Linked DNA regions of Homo sapiens: regions 1 and 3 are each linked to region 2. Evidence: read pairs that join two places in POLR2A ChIA-PET (ENCODE). Cell type or tissue: GM12878. All regions are shown on one strand. Each heading gives the region's core, and the rest is flanking DNA. Links, peaks and the distances in the headings are about the cores only.

Region 1 (6,201 bases), core at 1,364-5,363, 240 kb before region 2:
TCTCGAACTCCTGACTTCAAGTGATCCTCCTGCCTTAGCCTCCCAAAGTGCTGGGATTACAGGCGTGAGCCACTGTGCCCAGCCTCAGATTGTATTTCTATTGGATAGTGCTGCCCTAACTGGTTATTTATTTGTGTATGAAAGCTATTGATTTTTGTTTGTTTGTTTGTTTATTTCGAGATGGAGTTTCGCTCTTGTTGCCCAGTCTGGGGTACAATGGTGCAATCTTGGCTCACTGCAACCTTCGCCTCCCAGGTTCAAGCGATTGTGCTGCCTCAGCCTCCCAAGTAGTTGGAATTACAGGCAAGCAAAACCATGCCCAGCTAATTTTTTGTATTTAGTAGAGATAGAGTTTCACCATGTTGGTCAAGTTGGTCTACAACTCCTGACCTCAGGTGATCCACCCATCTCGGCCTCCCAAAATGCTGGAATTACAGGCGTGAGCCACCACGCCCGGCTGTATGTTAACTTTATTTTTTTATTTTTTATTTTTTTTAATTTTTATCTATTTTTTGAGATGGAGTTTCATTCTTGTCGCCCAGGCTGGAGTGCAGTGGCGCGATCTTGGATCACTGCAGCCTACGCCTTCTGGGTTCAAGCGATTTTCCTGCCTCGGCCTCCCAAGTAGCTGGGATTACAGGCGCACACCACCATGCCCAGCTAGTTTTTGTATTTTTGGTAGAGGTGGGGTTTCACCATGTTGGCTAGGCTGGTCTCGAACTCCAGACCTCAAGTGATCTGCCCTCCTTGGCCTCCCAAAGTGCTGGAATTAACAGGTGTGAGCCCCCTCGCCCTGCCTGTATGTTAACTTTATATATTTTACTTTACTGAATTTTATTGTTTGAGTCTTACTGTTGATTCTCTGGGGTTTTCCAGGCATTCTATTATATATGTGTACAAATAGAGAAAGTTTTACTTCTACTTTTTCAATTCTTACGCCTCTAATTGTTGTCTTTTACTTAACTGCATCTTTTCTGATCTTAACAGAAATGTCTCTGGTGTTTCCACATTAAGTAAGATGTTGGCTTTAGGGTTAAGGTTTATATATTATAAGATAATTATTTAAAATTAGCCACATTAAAAAAATTTAATGTTAAAAAAAAATCCAGCGATTCCTCATCTCTTGAGTGTTTTTCATTAGGAATGGGTGTTATGGGTGTTAAACTTCAAAGGTTTTCTAGCATCTGTGGAGATAACCATGATGTTTCTCCTTAGATGTATTAATACGATGTTTTACATTATTTGATTTTTAAGTATTGAACTGAACTTGAATTCCTGGAATAAAGCTCACTTGATTATGGTATATCCTTTTGTTTTGGAATCTGTTTACATTATTTAATATATTTACATCTATATTATTTTTAGGAGAGATGGGTCTGTGACTTCCGTTTTTGTTCTGTCTGTATTAGCTTTGAGTATCAATATTATACTTGCCTCATAAAAAGAATTAGGAAGTTTTTGGCTGGGCACGGTGGCTCATGCCTATAATCCCAGCATTTTGGAAAGCCGAGGAGGGGTGCGGATCACGAGGTCAGGCGTTCGAGACAAGCCTGGCCAACATGGTGAAACCCCGTCTCTACTAAAAATACAAAAATTTGCCAGGCGTAGTAACACGCACCTGTAATCTCAGCTACTCAAGAGGCTGAGGCAGGAGAATAGCTTGAACCCGGGAGGTGGAGGTTGCAGTGAGCCGAGAACACGCCACTGCACTCCAGCCTGGGACAGAGAGACTCCACCTCAAAAACAAAACAAAACAAAACAAAACACAGGAAATTTTCTTGTTTTTTACATTTTCAGTGATCTGGAACAATTCACATTGGGACCATCCAGGCTTTAAAGGTTTGATAGAAATCCCTTTGCAAGCCCCCTGGACCTGGTGTGTTTTCTGTGGTCCTTGCTAGCAGTCTTCTCTCCTCTCTGGAAATTATTCTATCTCTAGTGAGGTTAATTTTGGTAAACCATCTTTCTGTAGTAAATTATTCTTTTCAACTAGATTTTCAAATTTATTTGCATAGATGTCTGCAAGGTAGTCTAGTCATAGTTTTAAATTTCTTTGCAATGATTATTTTCGCCTGTCATTTCTTAGTTTGTGTATTTTTCCTTTCTCCCTATTTTGCTTAAGTTAATAGTTTATGTATTTTGTTAGTTTTTTAAAATCATCTGAGTTTATTATTTAGGTTTACTGTTCTTCTTTTGTTTTTTTTTTTTTTTCTTTTTTTTTTTTTTTGAGACAGAGTCTCGCTCTGTCCCCCAGGCTGGCGTGCAGTGGCGTGTTCTCGGCTCACTGCAGCCTCCACCTCCCGGGTTCAAGCTATTCTCCTGCCTCAGCCTCCCGAGTAGCTGAGATTATAGGCGCGTGTTACTACGCCTGGCTAATTTTTGTATATTTAGTAGAGATGGGGTTTCACCATGTTAGCCAGGATGGTCTCCATCTCCTGACCTCATGATCCACCCGCCTTGGCCTCCCAAAGTGCTGGGATTACAGGTGGGAGCCACTGTGCCTAGCTTACTGTTTTTCTTTACCTCCTTTCTTTCTTTTTTATTTTTTATTTTAAGACAGAGTCTCACTCATGTTGCCCAGGCTGGAGTGCAGTGGCACACTCACAGCTCACTGCAACCTCAACTTCCCTGGGCTCGGGTGATCCTCCCCACTCACCTTCTCAAGTAGGTGGTACCACAGGTGGGCACCACCACACTCGGCTAATTTTTTTGTAGTTTTTGTAGGAACAGCATTTTGCCAGATTGTCCAGGCTGGTCTCAAACTCCTGGTCTCAAGCCATCTGCCCACCTAGGCCTCCCAAAGTGCTAGGATTACAGGCATGAACCACCGTGCCCAGCCTACCTTGTTAATTTCTGCTTTCGTCTTTATTTTCTTTCTGTGCTTTCTTTTTTTTTTTTTTTTTTGAGACAGAGTCTCGCTCTTTCGCCCAGGCTGGAGTGCAGTGGTGTGATCTTGGCTCACTGCAAACTCCGCCTCCCGGGTTCATGCCATTCTCCTGACTCAGCCTCCCAAGTAGCTGGGACTACAGGCGCCCACCACCTCGCCCGGCTAATTTTTTGTATTTTTTAGTAGAGACGGGGTTTCACCATGTTAGCCAGGATGGTCTCGATCTCCTGACCTTGTGATCCACCCACCTTGGCCTCCCAAAGTGCTGGGATTACAGGCGTGAGCCACCACGCCCGGCCACTGTGCTTTCTTTTGTTTTACTTTCTTGGGGTTTTTTCTAACTTTTTAATTTAGAAATTCAGTTCATTTTGTTTTTTCTTCCATTTTTATTGATAAAAGTGTTCAGCACGTGGAACTTTCCTCTGATCTTTTTCTTAACAATATCCCATGGAATCTGATAGATAATTTTTCCTTTTTTGTTTGTTTGTTTGTTTGTTTTGTTTTTGAGATGGAGTCTCTCTCTGTCGCCCAGATTGGAGTGCAGTGGCATGATCTCGGCTCACTGCCACCTCTGCCTCCTGGGTTCAAGCAATTCTCCTGTCTCAGCCTCCCGAGTAGCTGGGATTACAGGCATGCACCACCACGCCTGGCTAATTTTTGTATTTTTAGTAGCGACGGAGTTTCACCATCTTGGCCAGGCTGGTCTTGAACTCCTGACCTCAGGTGATCCACCCGCCTCTGCCTCCCAAAGTGCTGGGATTACTGGCGTGAGCCACCACGCCGAGCCTCCATTATTTTTTTTAAAGAAATTCTGGGCTGGGCGCTATGGCTCATGCCTGTAATCCCAGCACTTTGGGAGGCCGAGGCGGGCAGATCACTTGAGGTCAGGAGTTCGGAAACCCTGTATCTACTAAAAATACAAAAATTAGCTGGACGTGGTGGCACGTGCCTGTAGTCCCAGCTACTGTGGAGGCTGAGGCAGAAGAATCGCTTGAATTTGGGAGGCAAAGGTTGTGGTGAGCTGAGATGGTGCTGCTGCACTCCAGCCTGGGAGACAGAGCGAGACTCCATCTCCAAAAAAAAGAAATTATGTAATTTCCATGCGTCTTTTTTCTTTCACTCGATAGTGTAATAGGCAGCTTTTAAATTTCCAAGAGGAGAAACTTTGTTGTTGTTAATAATTTACAGGTTTTTTTCATTGTGATCAGAGAATATTGCTTTTGTTTTGCAAAACCTATTGATACTTTCTGAGGCCCAGTGTATGTCAGCTTTTGTAACTCCTCCATGTGTACTTGATAGAAGTGTATTTTCTTGGGTCTTGGTATAGAGTTCACTGTGTGTGTGTGTATATATATGTACGTATGTATTTACATATGGAGATACATATATGTATACACCTCCATGATACATTAATTCTGTTGTTTAGTCTTCTGTATATCCTTATTTTGTGTCCTCATGGCCTGTCTTCTGTGGCTTATTATTAATATGTTTCTGTGTTTTCTTGCATCTCCTGTTTCCGTGTTGTTTGGTGCACATTCCTGTTATATATTTTTAGTTACTTGTGGCTTTTTGTGTTGAGAAGCGGCCACCTTCTGGTCGTGCTTTGTGCCTGCGGCCTAAGTCCTGCTCTGTCTGCGTTGTGACTGCTGCCCCTGCTCTCCTTCGGCCCATTTGCCTGACGAGACAGCCTTGTCCTTGGCCCTTTGTTTCCAGCCTTTTTCTGAGTGCCTTGGTTTTAGGACGTTCTCTTGTGTGAAGCAAACCTGAGGCTTGCTTTGTGAGCCAAATTGAAAATCTTCTTTTCAGTCAGTTAAGCCCATTCACACTTAGTGATATAACTATGTGGTTGGTCTCAACCCTGTCATTATTTTATAATTTCTGTATTTTCTATTTACTGTTTTGTTTTTTGGGTTTTTTTAAAATGTGTTGTGGGGTTTTTTGCTTTTTTATTTAAAAAAAAAATTGTGGGGCTGGGCGTGGTGGCTCATGCCTGTAATCCCAGCACTTTGGGAGGCTGAGGCAGGCAGATCACCTGAGGTCAAGAGTTCAAGACCAGCCTGGCCAAGATGGTGAAACCCCATCTCTACTAAAAAATACAAAAATTAGCCCAGGTGTGGTGGTGCATACCTGTAGTCCTAGCTACTTGGGAGGCTGAGGCAGGAGAATTGCTTGAACCTGGGAGGTGGAGGTTGCAGCGAGCTGAGATTGTGCCACTGCACTCCAGCCTGGGCGACAGAGCTAGACTCTGCTTCAAAAAAAAAAAAAAAAAATTGTCCAGGTGCTGTGGCTCACGCCTGTAATCTCAGCACTTTGGGAGGCCGAGGGGGGCAGATCATGAGGTCAAGAGATCAAGACCATCCTGGCCAACATGGTGAAAACCCTGTCTCTACTAAAAATACAAAAGTTAGCCAGGCGTGGTGGCGCGCACCTGTAGTCCCAGCTACTCGGGAGGCTGAGGCAGGAGAATTGCTTGAACCCAGGAGGTGGAGGTTGCAGTGAGCTGAGATCGTGCCACTGCACTCCAGCCTGGCAATAGAGCGAGACTCCTTATCAGAAAACAAAAAAAAATTGGGGTATTAGGAAAATGGGTGCTTTTTTCCTAGTGCATTCCTATAGACTTGCATACCCCACTCATGCTCCTTGGGCCTGGGTTCCCTGTGTACCCCCTCGTGGCCTGCTGTGTTGGCATTAGGGGGTCCTCTGACACCCACTCATTGCCTCCACAGCAGGCAGTGAGTGAATTCCATTCTTTGTGTTTTCTCTTTCCTGTCTCCCTGTCTCTCCTCTTCCCATTTTTTGTTGGTGGTGTTTCTGCTCTGTCAGAACACACGGTATTCTTAGGTACACAATTTACTACAACAGGGCTCCCGCTTGCCTCTGCTGAGTGTTCCCAGGTGTCTTCAGGTTGGTGAAGCTCATCCTCAGGCAGTGGCCTTGAGTAGGGCCACAGAATTCTCTGAGTTCTGGAGAAGTAAACTTTGACCTGTTGTGTTGTCAATGAACAGATAGTTTGGTTGGATATAAAATCCTTGGATCAACTGATTTCTCCTGTTTAATATAGTGTGGTTGTTGTAAAAAAATTTTTTCCTGATACCAAATTGGTTAAAGTTGTGTTTCCTGTTTTTCTTACACCAAGATTTTATAGACTGATTATTCTAGTTCTAGTCAGGAAAAGAGAGTATTAGAAATCTATTATGACAGCACTTCCAGCAGACATGCCAGCTCTTTTTCCTCCTCAAGTTGGAGCTCTTTTCTTCTAGAACTTCTTGTGGGCGGCTGCTGACATCATGCTTTCTTAGATCTTCACTTTTTGT
Region 2 (6,201 bases), core at 1,314-5,313:
CACCCCCTGCACCGAGAGAATAGGAGCCAGGACGCCAAGAGCAAGCAGCTCCACGGCCTCCACTATTTGACCACACACTGGACACGGGAAGAAGCTAGTGATGTGGTTATGTCAAAACAGCCAGCTGAGCCAGCTGTGATGGCAGCCCACACCTGTAACCCCAGCACTGTGGGAGGCCGTGGTGGGAGGATCAGCTGAGACCAGGAGTTTGAGAACAGCCTAGGCAACATAGGGAGATGCTCATCTATACAAACAATTTTTGAAAATTAGCTGGGGCCAGGCGCGGTGGCTCACACCTGTAATCCCAGCACTTTGGGAGGCCGAGGTGACTGGATCACCTGAGGTCAGGAGTTCAAGACCGCCTGGCCAACATGGCGAAATCCTATCTCTACTAAAAATACAAAAATTAGCCGGGCGTGGTGGCAGGCGCCTGTAATCCTAGCTACTCAGGAGGCTGAGGCAGGAGAATCACTTGAACCCAGGAGGTGGAGTTTGCAGTGAGCCAAGATTGTGCCACTGTACTCTAGCTGGGTGACAGAGCGAAACTCTGTCTCAAAGAAAAAAAAAAAAAAAGGTATTCATGAATAAATATAAACTTTAAATAGACTAAAATATTCCACTGATCAAACAGAGTATTCTCTTCAGCCCATCCTGCAAAATGGAGCAGAAGGGGCTGTGGACGGACAGCAGCACAGCCCTGCTCCTGAGGTGCTGCCACCCTACCTCCAGCTTCCTGAGGTGCTCCTGCTCTTCCTTTGCCAATTCTGCCTCCGTCTTCATCCTGTTAGAGGGCTGCGCCTTCATTTCAAAGCCAAGCTCGCGAACCATCATGTCATATGCATCGGGCTAAGGTAGAAAGAAGAAATTCTTCATTTTAAAAATATATTTATTTCTTATTTTACAAAAAGAAAAGATCTAGCTTCCTGGCACATTCTAGTAATGGCTAGATAATGTTATTGAAGTAGCTAAGCCACATCTACGTCTTTTCTTCTAGAGAGAAAACTGTTCTGATAAGCCCTGAGGATTGCGAAATCAGTGGACATTCGGTCACAAAGAATTTGTTTACCCCTAGAAAAATTCTCAGAATACATCTGCTTTAACGAAAACAGGCCAGGTGCAGTGGCTCACGCCTGTAATCCCAGCACTTTGGGAGGCCAAGGTGGGCAGATCACGTGAGGTCAGGAGTTTGAGATCAGCCTGGCCCAACATGGTGAAACCCTGTCTTTACTAAAAATACAAAAATTAGTCAAGCATGGTGGCACGCGCCTGTAATCCCAGCTACCCGGGAGGCTGAGGCAAGAGAATCACTTGAACCCAGGAGGTGGAGGTTGCAGTGAGGTGGAGGTTGCACTACACTCCAGCCTGGGTGACAGAGCGAGACTCCGTCTCAAACAACAACAAAAACGCTACTTATCCAGGCATTACGCCCTAAACGTGGGAAACTAAGTAAAGTAACGGTAACATCAAGGCTGACTGACAAAGATGCACAGATGACCACATGACACTAATCTGCTGGGATCTAGACTTCTCTGAGAACGCAGTTTCTTAAACAAATGCAGCATTTTCCAATAGTTTCGACTAAAGAGAATGCAGTAGGAAACAACTGTTTACAGAGGCAAAAATAAGTAAATGTATATTAAATGTATGTATTATGTATCAACAGACAAACATGTCACAGGGAAGTTCAGACACCTATTCTAACGTGTCCACCCTGAAGTACTTCTTCCATCCAGAAACACCACTTTTTTCAGTTTAATTCACCTGCAATAGAGACTCAAGTAACTGAATCTACTTCCACCCCAAGATTACACACAGCAGGTAATTCAGTATCAATGTTCAACAGAAACTTGCCCTAAAGGAGACAGGTAGAAGAGCCGTCCAGCCCCAGCCCTTTCTCTGGAGAAAGTCGGTCACCCAAGCTCAGTGAGTGAAGAGTTTGTTTCAGTACTTGGCTCCCACCTTGGGTTTTTCCTTTTTGTCTCTGTTCTCTGACTTGGGAGTTTTGTGGGACAGGAGAGTCTGAATTTCTTTCCAGTCTTGGTCTAGCTTCTCCGTGAGCTCGAGGGCATCTTCTCGTTGAGCTTGTCTCTCCCTCTGGGGAAAAAATAACAGACACACACCACATACCGTTACTACTGGACTTCAACCCAGAGGCCCAATGTCAGTGCCAAGGACACACACAGTGATCACTCAGTTGGCACCAAACGTTTCAACACAGAAAAGAGGCCAGGAGAAATGAGTATTTTAAATGCAAAGCTACCAAATCTCATCAGACGGAAATCTTTTCCTGCCATAAACCATTAATTTAGATGCTCTGAGCAGTTCACTGCAAATGAATAAAAAAGTGATTTTTTGGGCACATGTCAGATACTAAAACCAGCAACAACAAAAAACCCATCCGCGCCAGGTGCAGTGGCCCACCCTGTGCTTTAGAACTAGGCCAAGGTGGGAGAACTGCTTGAGCCTGGTCGACACAGCACGATCCCCATCTCTACAAAAAGTAATTAGCTGAGCATGGTGGCGCCCACTAGCTACTTGGGGAGCTGAGGTGGGAGGATCACTGGATCCTTGAGCCCAGGAGTTTGAGGCCACAGTGAGCTTTGATCGTGCCACTGTACTCCAGCCCGGGAAACAGAGACTACGTCTCAAAATAAAACAAAACATAAACCAAAAAAAGGCAAAAGAACCAAAACCTGTCCGAGGTATATGCTTTATGTGATTTTTAAAATTCCTACTCACAATAAATGCTTTTACTGAACTCATATAAAATATTAAACACAGCCTAAAAAGGTACAGGAAAAAAAAGCTCAAACACATTTTGGTGAGCCTGTCTTACCGTGGAGAAGATGATCAAGAACACTCACTAACCCACCTTCTCTTGTTTTGACTTGGCAATGAGCTCTTCAATCAGCTCTTTCCGGGACTTCGGTTTCTCCCGCTCCTCGCCTTCCTGTTGAGTCTTCTTGTGAAGGAGCCCACCGCCTCCTCCAAAGTGGGCAGCAGTCAGCTCAGCTGGGGGCAAAAGGCAGAAAACCCCACAGTGAAGCCCAGCCCTGGCGTGGGAAGTGTTTCCTGTAGCACTCTGCCAGTGCTTCCCCCATAGTGGTCTGGAAAAGTCCACATTTGAGAAAAAAATGCTCACACGCAACAGCCTGGCCTGAGACCACAGGCACAATGGCACTTGAGAAATACCCAAGGTAAGCCACTCTGAGAAAACCCAGACCCATTACACTCCCAACTGGCCGTAACCCAAGTGGCTGGAAACACCCAGCACCTATTTTTGATTGTGCTGGTTCTAGCGAAGACTGGCAAACCCAGAGCAAGCTGACTCCAGGGTCTTGGTGGGAGCGTCGCCCAGGATCAGTGGTGCAATCTGTGTCCCTCCCACCTCCCTGGGCAGGGCCTGGAGACTCTAGTCACCTGTACCACGGCGCCCCCTCTAGTCACCTGCACGCCACGGCGCCCCCTCTAGTCACCTCCACGCCACGGCGCCCCCTCTAGTCACCTGCACGCCACGGCGCTCCCTCTAGTCACCTGCGCCACGGCGCCCCCTCTAGTCACCTGCGCCACAGCGCCCCCTCTAGTCACCTGCACCCCACGGCGCCCCCTCTAGTCACCTGCACGCCACGGCGCCCCCTCTAGTCACCTGGACCACGGCGCCCCCTCTAGTCACCTGCACGCCACAGCGCCCCCTCTAGTCACCTGCACCACGGCGCCCTCTAGTCACCTGCACCACAGCGCCCCCTCTAGTCACCTGCACGCCACGGCGCCCCCTCTAGTCACCTGCACGCCACGGCGCCCCCTCTAGTCACCTGGACCACGGCGCCCCCTCTAGTCACCTGCACGCCACGGCGCCCCCTCTAGTCACCTGCACCACGGCGCCCTCTAGTCACCTGCACCACAGCGCCCCCTCTAGTCACCTGCACGCCACGGCGCCCCCTCTAGTCACCTGCACCACAGCGCCCCCTCTAGTCACCTGCACGCCACGGCGCCCCCTCTAGTCACCTGCACGCCACGGCGCCCCCTCTAGTCACCTGCGCCACAGCGCCTCCTGGCAATGAGGGGAAGGCCACTCGCCCAACTCACACCAAGGCAGTTACCTCCAGTCTCGGGGAATTAGGATCTCCCCAGGGAATGCGTTTTATAGCTAAGGGTCCACGAGAAGTCTTGAACAATGAAAAGAGCAAAGACAAAGGCACAGAGGGGTTAAAATAACTGGCCATTCTCTTCACGCCCGTGAAGCCGAGCAGTGGCGGGGCCTCCTGGTGTGCCGCAGATGGCGGGTTCTGCACCACATGCTTGCTGCCCTAATTCCTAAGCCTTTTACCCCCTGGATTAGCCAAATATCAGAAGGCAGCCCCAGGCTTTAACGCCTTAACTTTCACACACTGACAAGACAAAGCTTTGAGAGTCAGTTTTAGATTTGTACACCTTTGTTCTGAAGATGCTGGAAATGGGACCTACTTTAACTTACAAGAAATGTCAAGTAATTGATGTCATGACTGCAACCTTATAAATAGGGTTCAAGACAGTCAGACCCGAACTGAATCTTAAACTCTGTTAACATTATTTAAGGCCAAAATTTATCTGTTTCATGTTGTTATCTACAGATATGAGGCTCAATATGATTTTCCTCAAACTGCTATAATTCCACAGTAGGTAAAAGCTAAAGGAACTACATCAATGCCACTGGTACAAATATTAGGCTGGAATTGATAAAGTAGGGGGAGCAAAGTAGTGCATTCAGTGAGGCACCTGGAGTCAGTGAGGTGGGTTCTCCCCACAGCTCTGACTCTGGCATCGGGCAAAACACCTTATTTCTCTGAGCTCATGGGTAGAACGAGCTATTTTGAGGTTCAAATAAAATAATGGATATCAACATGCTTTCTTGGCCCATAAAAGCATCTATCTACACACCATCTTAAAGTTCTGAAAACTTAAAAAAAAAACAAAAATACATAAAAACTGTCACTTGTGAAATTTGTAGAGAGGTTAATGATCAGTAAAACTTTCATGCAATAACTTTCTCTAGTCTCTAAGAAGAGCAGAAGGTCTAACAATGAACAGACTCTCCCTGACTCCACGCCCACAGGCCCGTGCACAGCACCCCAGCCTCACCAGACAACGTTCCTCGATCCTCAGCATCGCTGTCACTGTCCACAATGTCATTATGCTTCTCGATGTCTGCCAAAGACTGGCCATAATGAGTCAATTCTTCATCTTCATTTAGATTGTAGATGCTTTTTTTCTCATGATGTCGCTGACAGAAGAGAAAAAAAGTTTCCTAAAATTACCACTTCCATTTCACAGCAAAAAAAAAAAGATAAGGTAGATATATATATTTCCATTATATTTGAAATATGACAACGAATCCTAAGCAGCCTTAAAGAGTATTTTGGGTCAACTAAGCAATGATTCATGATTCAGACAGAAATGAAACTCATGGAGGGTAATTCTTTTTTTTCCTTCAGACAGAGTCTCGCTCTGTTGCCCAGGCTGGAGTGCGGTAGAGTGATCTGGGCTCACTGCAACCTCTGACTCCCTGGTTCAAGTGATTCTCCTGCCTCAGCCTCCTGAGTAGCTGGGATTATAGGCATGCGCCACCACGCCTGGCTAATTTTTGTATTTTTAGTAGAGACGGGGTTTCATCACGTTGGCCAGGATGGTCTCGATCTCCTGACCTCATGATCCACCCACCTCAGCCTCCCAAAGTGCTGGGATTACAGGCATGAGCCACCGCGCCCGGCCTCATGGAGGGGAATTCTTAAATAAGCCCAGGGGCCAGTTTCCACTCCAGCAATGCTGCTCAGCTGAGAACTCCTGTGCACACTGCTGCCGTGTAGTAGAGTTAAGGCATTTATCCATTCAGCTAACATTTGCAGAAGAGGTTGCTTCTCCTTTGGCCTAGCCAGATAAGGCACAGGATTCGAGGGCTATCCCCTGGACCTTCCGAGTGCCCAGGAACATGCAAAACATGCAGAGTCAGCCTTCTCCTTGGCCTTGACTTCCCTGTGAAATGTACAGCAAAAACCCTCCTCCAGTTTCTTTCCATACCTGCTGTTCCAGAGCAAACCTCTTCATCATCTTCTCCTCGGGGCTCATGTTGCTGTTGTATTCTCCGAAGCGTTTATCTCTGAATACATTGGATTTATCCCTTTCTTTGTACTCTTTTAGTAAAGTCTGTGTACGCTGGAAAACAGG
Region 3 (6,201 bases), core at 1,436-5,435, 380 kb before region 2:
CAGCTACTCTGGAGGCTGGGGCAGGAGAATCACTTGAACCCAGGAGGCGGAGGTTGCAGTGAGCTGAGATCGTGCCACTGCATTCCAGCCTCAGCGACAGAGTGAAACTCTGTCTTCAAAAAAAAAAAAAAAAGGTCCGTGTGTGGATGTGTGTTTTTATTGCCATGTGTGGGACGTGGGTCCTTCTCTGCTTTCACCACTTTGACTGTCTGCTCCGTGGCTGCGGTCCCTCAGTGCTGCTGCGCCACCCCTCACTTGTGCGTTTGTTCCAGGAGTATCTGCTGGGAGCCTACCTGTCGGGCTCTGTTCTAGACTCCCTACTGCCTGGAGCTGACTTTCCAGCTGGGGAGGCTGATGGACAAAGCCTGTCCCGTGGCGGGAAGAGGTAGGGAGGGGTGGTCAGGAAAGGCCTTGCCAGTGTGGTGATACTTGAACAAGGCCTGAGGGAGATGAGGGGTGCACCCGGCTCTTTGTTTTATCTGGGGGAAGAAGTTTCTAGTCAAAGGGAGACAAACAGTACAAAGGCCTCGTCTGGGAGCACCCTTAGGTGTCCAGGTAACAAGGAGACCTGTGAGGCTGGAGCAGAATGAGTCAGAGAGGCTCAGGGGACAAATATGAAAGATTTTTATTCAACAACTTTGGTTTTTATTGTGTTATGAGGGGATTGTGGGAGGGTTTTTGCAGAAGAGTGGTATTGTGTCAGTTCTGAAAGAGATCCTCCAGATGTCTCGTGGGTGTGGGGTAAAGGCTGGAGCAGGAAGACCAGTTAGAGATGTGGTGTCAGTGTGGGGTGTCTGATGGGGGCATGTGCTGCACTCTCTTGACATGTGCTGTGGAACGTCGGGAGTGGGGCGAGGGGTCTCTTCTGTGGAACATGGGGAGTGGAGCACAGGTAGAGACTGAGAGGGCCGGCCTGTCTCACACCAAGGCTGCTGCATTTGCTCACCTTGTGTTGTCTTTGCAGTAGACAGTGCCCAGGCGTCCTGTGCTCTCGTTCACTGCTGCTGCAGATGCCACCATACATAAATTTGGCTTGGGACATGTTGAGTTCAGAGTGCCTTTGAGATATCCAAGGGGATATGTGAATTAGGCAATTGTACTGTAGACATTTGACCCCTAAATCCAACTTCTGGGAGTCGTGTGTATTGACGGTCATGGATGTGGTTGGCGGAAGAAGAGCATCTAGTGGAAAGTGACTGAGAAGGGAGCCCTGAGGATCTCTAATGCTCAGAAGCAAAACCGTGCTTTCCAGGACTGCAGCCTCTTCTGTAGTATCCACGTTTATGTCTAACCTGCCTTAAATAAATGTGGAGCTGGGGGAGGGTAAATAAATACTTACATGCATGGCATTTTTAAATGACATGAATTAATCATTTTAAATTAATTAAAAAGAAACATTTAAAAATTTTATCTTTTTAGTGTTTCTTCAAAAACAACATTAAGTCATTAATTCTGGCCTTTTGGCGTATTGGAAGCATTGAAAAGCTGAATGAAATCAAGAAAAAGTTCTGGAGAATAGAAGCTTCCAGCCTTTTGGGTTCGTGACCCGCCTGTGGGAAGGAGGCCTGCCATCCCTCCCCTCTGTTGGCTCACACTCCTCTAACTTCTTCCTCTTCCTCTTTCTCCCACACACAAATGCGTGCCATGCTCCTCTGCCCAGGCCTTGGGTTAAAGGCAGCACTAGGCCTTCCACCAAGAGACATGAGTGAATGATCAGGCCAGGCAGCAGAGTGCACAGCAAGCTTCAGGGCGAAGGTGGCCGCGACACTTGCCAAGTGAGATGTCAGAGGCCTATGCCCCAAGAAAGCATAGATCAGGTCAGGTGACGAGACGGTGGAAGAGAATCCCAGGTGGCCGTGGCAGCATGTGCAAAAGTGTGGTACACCAGGGACTTGGACATGGTGATCATGGAAGGTTTGAGAACAGGAATAGTGGCGCTCAGTCAGGGCCAGGCTTGAAGGAGGATCAGGAGCATGGACTTCATAGGGAAATCGTTTTGAAGATGCAGTTTATTAAGCAAACAATAATTTGAGTTTTTAAATGTGTTGGGTATTTGTTAGATACTGGGATTTTTTTTTTTTTTTTTTTGACGCTGAGTCTTGTTCTGTCACCCAGGTTGGAGTGCAGTGGCGCAATCTCGGCTCGCTGCAACCTCTGCTTCCCGGGTTCAAGTGATTCTCCTGCCTTAGCCTCCTGAGTAGCTGGGATTACAGGCGCCCACCACTACACCTAGCTAATTTTTGTATTTTTAGTAGAGACGGGGATTCACCATGTTGGCCAGGCTGGTCTTGAACTCCTGACCTCAGGGGATCTGCCTGCCTCGGCCTCCCAAAGTGTGGGATTACAGACGTGAGCCATCGCGCCCGGCGAGATACTGGGATTGTAACATTTGGAAGAATTATGCTCCCTGCCCTTCACGAGTACACACCATCGTCCATAAAGATGGGCCCTCTGCTCTTCACTGGTGGACACTATCTTCCCTAAATGTTCTTGTGTGTTGCTTGCCATGGTCAGGTTACAAGGACATGTCACATGGAGTGGTCTCTGCCCTCAGGAGGCTTATGTCTCAGGTGAGTTAGACAACAATGAGGGATGCAAGTAGCAGCAGTCCAGGAGGTCAGATTCCTTATAGTTCTTTTGGCACTACTGAATGATTTAAGCAGTAATACCGGGTAGCTGTGCCACATACCCAGTTATTTATTTATTTATTTATTTTTTGAGATGGAGTCCCACATTGTCGCCCGGGCTGCAGTGCAGTGGCACGATCTCGGCTCACTGCAACCTCCACCTCCCAGGTTCAAGTGATTTTCCTTGCCTCAGCCTCCCAAGTAGCTGGGATTACAGGTGCCCCCCACCACGCCTGGCTAATTCTTTTGTAATTTTAGTGGAGACGGGGTTTCACTATGTTGGCCAGGCTGGTCTTGAACTCCTGACCTCGTGATCCGCCTGCCTCGGCCTCCCAGAGTGTGGGGAGTACAGGTGTGAGCCACTGTGCCTGGAACACCCAGTTATTAACATTAGAGCGGGATGCAGTGGCATGTACCTATAGGTCCAGCTTCAGGGGGCTGAGGCAGGAGGATGGCTTGAGCCCAGGGGTTTAAGGCTGTATTGCACAATGATTGTGCCTGTGAATAGCCACTGCACCCCAGTCTGGGTGACATAGTGATACTTGCTCTTGCTCTGCCTCTGTCTCCCAGGCTGGAGAACAATGATGCTATTGTGACAGCCTCTTGAGTAGCTGGGATTACAGGTGTGCACCACCATGCCTGGTGAGACCTTATTTCTTAGAGGCAAACAAAATCTATATATCTAAACACTGGCCAATGCTTATCAGACACTGTTCTAAACATCTATATATGTGTGTGCTTCTAGTCCTCAAAGTGATTTGAAGTAGTAGGTGCTGTTGTTACCCCAATTTTATGCTGTGGTAATAGGCACAGAAAGGCAAAGGCCTTGTTCAGCACTTTGGGCTTAAGGGGCTCATGGAGATACTGTAGCAGATACAGAGGCAGCAGGAATAGAGATGTACCTATTCTCTGACCAGTCTTTGTAGTTTAGAGCCAGTAATTGCTGTAACATATTCACAAAGCAGTTTTTTGAGATTTTCATTTGGTTGCTTGGTTTTCTCACAGGTGTTCGTCTTCTCAATGTTACCTTATCTAAGGTTTTAGTTGATATGAGGACTAAAACACCTGAACTTTTTTGAGAGTATTATGGGGTCCGTGTAATATTTATTCCAGGTAGTTATTGTTATTACTACTTTTTTTCTTTTTTGAGACGAAGCCTCGCTCTGTCACCCAGGTGACATATCATACCTTATAAGATATTTTTGGTGTTAAAGCATTTAATTTTCAACACCATGAAGTAAAAACACATTGTTAGTGCTTGGGACTATTGTGTTCCTTGGAAGACCCACTAAACTTTCTAGACCTGGAAATTTCTTTGTCGTCATTGGTCTAGGTTTAATGTTTCTTGCTAAATCAAGTTTGACAATCTATTCACTCAATTAAAGTGGTTTTTTTTTTGTTTTTTTTTTTTTTGAGACAGAGTCTCAGTCTGTCACTCAAGCTGGAGTGCACTGGCACGATCTCAGCTCACTGCAACCTCTGCCTCCTGGGTTCAAGCGATTCTACTGCCTCAGCCTCCTGAGTAGCTGCAATTACAGGCGCCCGCCACCACACCCGGCTAATTTTTTAATTTTTAGTGGAGGTGGAGTTTTGCCGTGTTGGCCAGGCTGGTCTTGAACTCCTGACCTCAAGTGATCCACCTGCCTGAGCCTCCTGAAGTGCTGGGATTACAGGTGTCAGCCACCACACCTGACCTCTGATTCATTAACTTCTGTTTTAATATTTAGTAACAACTTGTTCCCATTCTGTTTAGGGCCTTTCTGAATTGATTTCTAATCTCAAGCTGTTCATTTTTTTCTTCCCTCAAAATAATACTAGCAATTAGAGCTATGAACTTTAAGTACAACATTGGCCAGACATCTAAAGTTTTGTTATACTGTATAATCGTTTTCAGTTTTGTTGTTTTTCTGAATCTGTTCATTCAACAAACATCCATTAGCACGTATTATGTACTGGTTACTGTGGTAGCTACTGGGAATATAATGACTATCCCCTATTCCTCTCTTCAGATACTAAATATTCTTAGGACTGTAATTGTAGATTTATTACTTCTTCTGTTTTTTGTTTGCTTTTGAGACAGGGTCTTGCTCTATCACCCAGTGATGCAGTGAAGCTCACTGCAGCCTTGACTTCCCGGGCTTAAGCAATTTTCCCACCTCAGCCTCCTTGAGTAGCTGAGACCACAGGCGCATGCCACCCTGCCCATTCCTAATAAAGTACTCTGTTACTTATAATATTTTTCTGATTTTAATTTGCTACCCGTGCATTTTTTTTGCATTGCCTGCTTTATTTTGCTTGTGTTTGAAATTTCATCATTTTAATAATAAATAGCTGCCATTTTGACTAATGATTACTGTGCACTAGACTCTGTATCAAGCACTTGACATACCGTATCTCATTTGATTCTGTGGCAACCTTCTTGGTAGGTTTTTTTTTTCCCCCCTCAATCTTCCATTTACAAAAAAGGCAACTGAGGCTTGGAGGGGTTAATTCTTGCTTAAGGGTAAACAGTGAGTAGTTTTCAGTCATTCTTGTACTGTCTAAGTACAGTTGACCCTTGAACGAAGGGGTTAGGGATGCTGACCCCATTGTGGAGTCAGAAATTCGCTTATACCTTTCAACTCTCCAAAACCTTAACTACTAATAGCCTACTGTTGACCAGAAGTCTTACCAATACTATAAACATTCGATGAACAAATATTTTGCTTCTTATAGATATTATCTACTGTATTCCTACAATAAAGTAAGCTAGAGAAAATAAAATGTTATATTTACTATTTATTAAGTGGAAGTGGATCATGATAAAGGTCTTCATCCTCATTCTCTTTACATTGGCTAGGCTGAGAGAGGAGGAGGAGGAGGAGGAGGCGGAAGAGGAGAGGTTGGTCTTGCTGTTTCAGGGGTGTCAGAGGCAGAGGAGGTAGAGGAAGGCAGGCACACAGTGTAACTTTATTTTTGTTGAGGCAGGGTCTCGCTCTGTCACCCAGGCTGGAATGCAGTGGCGTGATCACAGTAAAAGAGATGGGGGTCTTGCTTTTGTTGCCCAGACTGGTCTTGAACTCCTGGCTTCAAGCAATCCTCCCATCTCAGCCTCCCAAAGTGCTGGGATTACAAGTATGAATCACCACTACGCCTGGCCAGCAGTATACGTTTTAAATTAATCCAGAGCGTACCTTCAAATGATATCATGGCTGGGCGCGGTGGCTCACGCCTGTAATCCCAGCACTTTGGGAGGCCGAGGAGGGTGGATCACTTGAGGTCAGGAGTTCAAGACCAGCCTGGCCAACATGGTGAAACCCCATCTCTACTGAAAAATACAAAAAAAATTAGCCAGGTGTGGTGGTACGCGCCTGTAATCCTAGCAGTTACAAAGTGCAATTAAAAATAAGGCTGGCTGGACGTGGTGGCTCACACCTGTAATCCCAGCACTTTGGGAGGCTGAGGCAGGAGGATCACTTAAACCCAGGCGTTGGAGACCAACCTGGGCAACATAACAAGGTCCTTTCTCTACAAAAAATAAAAAATATTAGCCAGACATAATGGCACTCGCCTGTGGTCCCAGTTACTCGGGAGG

Evidence for each region. Peaks named below come from ENCODE experiments on the same cell type or tissue, not always from the same donor. Only the 100,000 strongest peaks of a DNase experiment are listed, where the experiment ranks them.
Region 1: POLR2A ChIA-PET joins it to region 2 with 6 read pairs; 4 of 35 experiments call an interaction of 5 or more read pairs at or near these places.
Region 3: POLR2A ChIA-PET joins it to region 2 with 7 read pairs; 2 of 35 experiments call an interaction of 5 or more read pairs at or near these places.

What each region holds. Positions count from the first base shown.
Region 1 is chr4:2,707,966-2,714,166 of GRCh38, forward strand. All of the region lies in intron 19 of FAM193A (family with sequence similarity 193 member A), which reads left to right. Among named protein-coding and RNA genes, the nearest start is that of TNIP2, 45 kb to the right of the region's middle. RefSeq lists an enhancer at 4,347-4,566. In GM12878, for the core only: a CTCF peak has its summit at 4,483 (motif pointing left); no DNase peak of the experiment used is centred there; H3K27ac peaks cover 556 bases.
Region 2 is chr4:2,951,552-2,957,752 of GRCh38, forward strand. It overlaps NOP14 (NOP14 nucleolar protein), which reads right to left. Exons shown (of 18, transcript NM_001291978.2): 2 at 6,055-6,189; 3 at 5,119-5,260; 4 at 2,873-3,012; 5 at 1,960-2,094; 6 at 724-846. Among named protein-coding and RNA genes, the nearest start is that of NOP14, 8.8 kb to the right of the region's middle. In GM12878, for the core only: a CTCF peak has its summit at 3,500; a DNase peak (open chromatin) is centred at 3,090; H3K4me3 peaks cover 357 bases; H3K27ac peaks cover 1,735 bases.
Region 3 is chr4:2,573,397-2,579,597 of GRCh38, forward strand. The region is part of intron 1 of FAM193A (family with sequence similarity 193 member A); the gene reads left to right. Among named protein-coding and RNA genes, the nearest start is that of FAM193A, 40 kb to the left of the region's middle. In GM12878, for the core only: no CTCF peak of the experiment used is centred there; no DNase peak of the experiment used is centred there.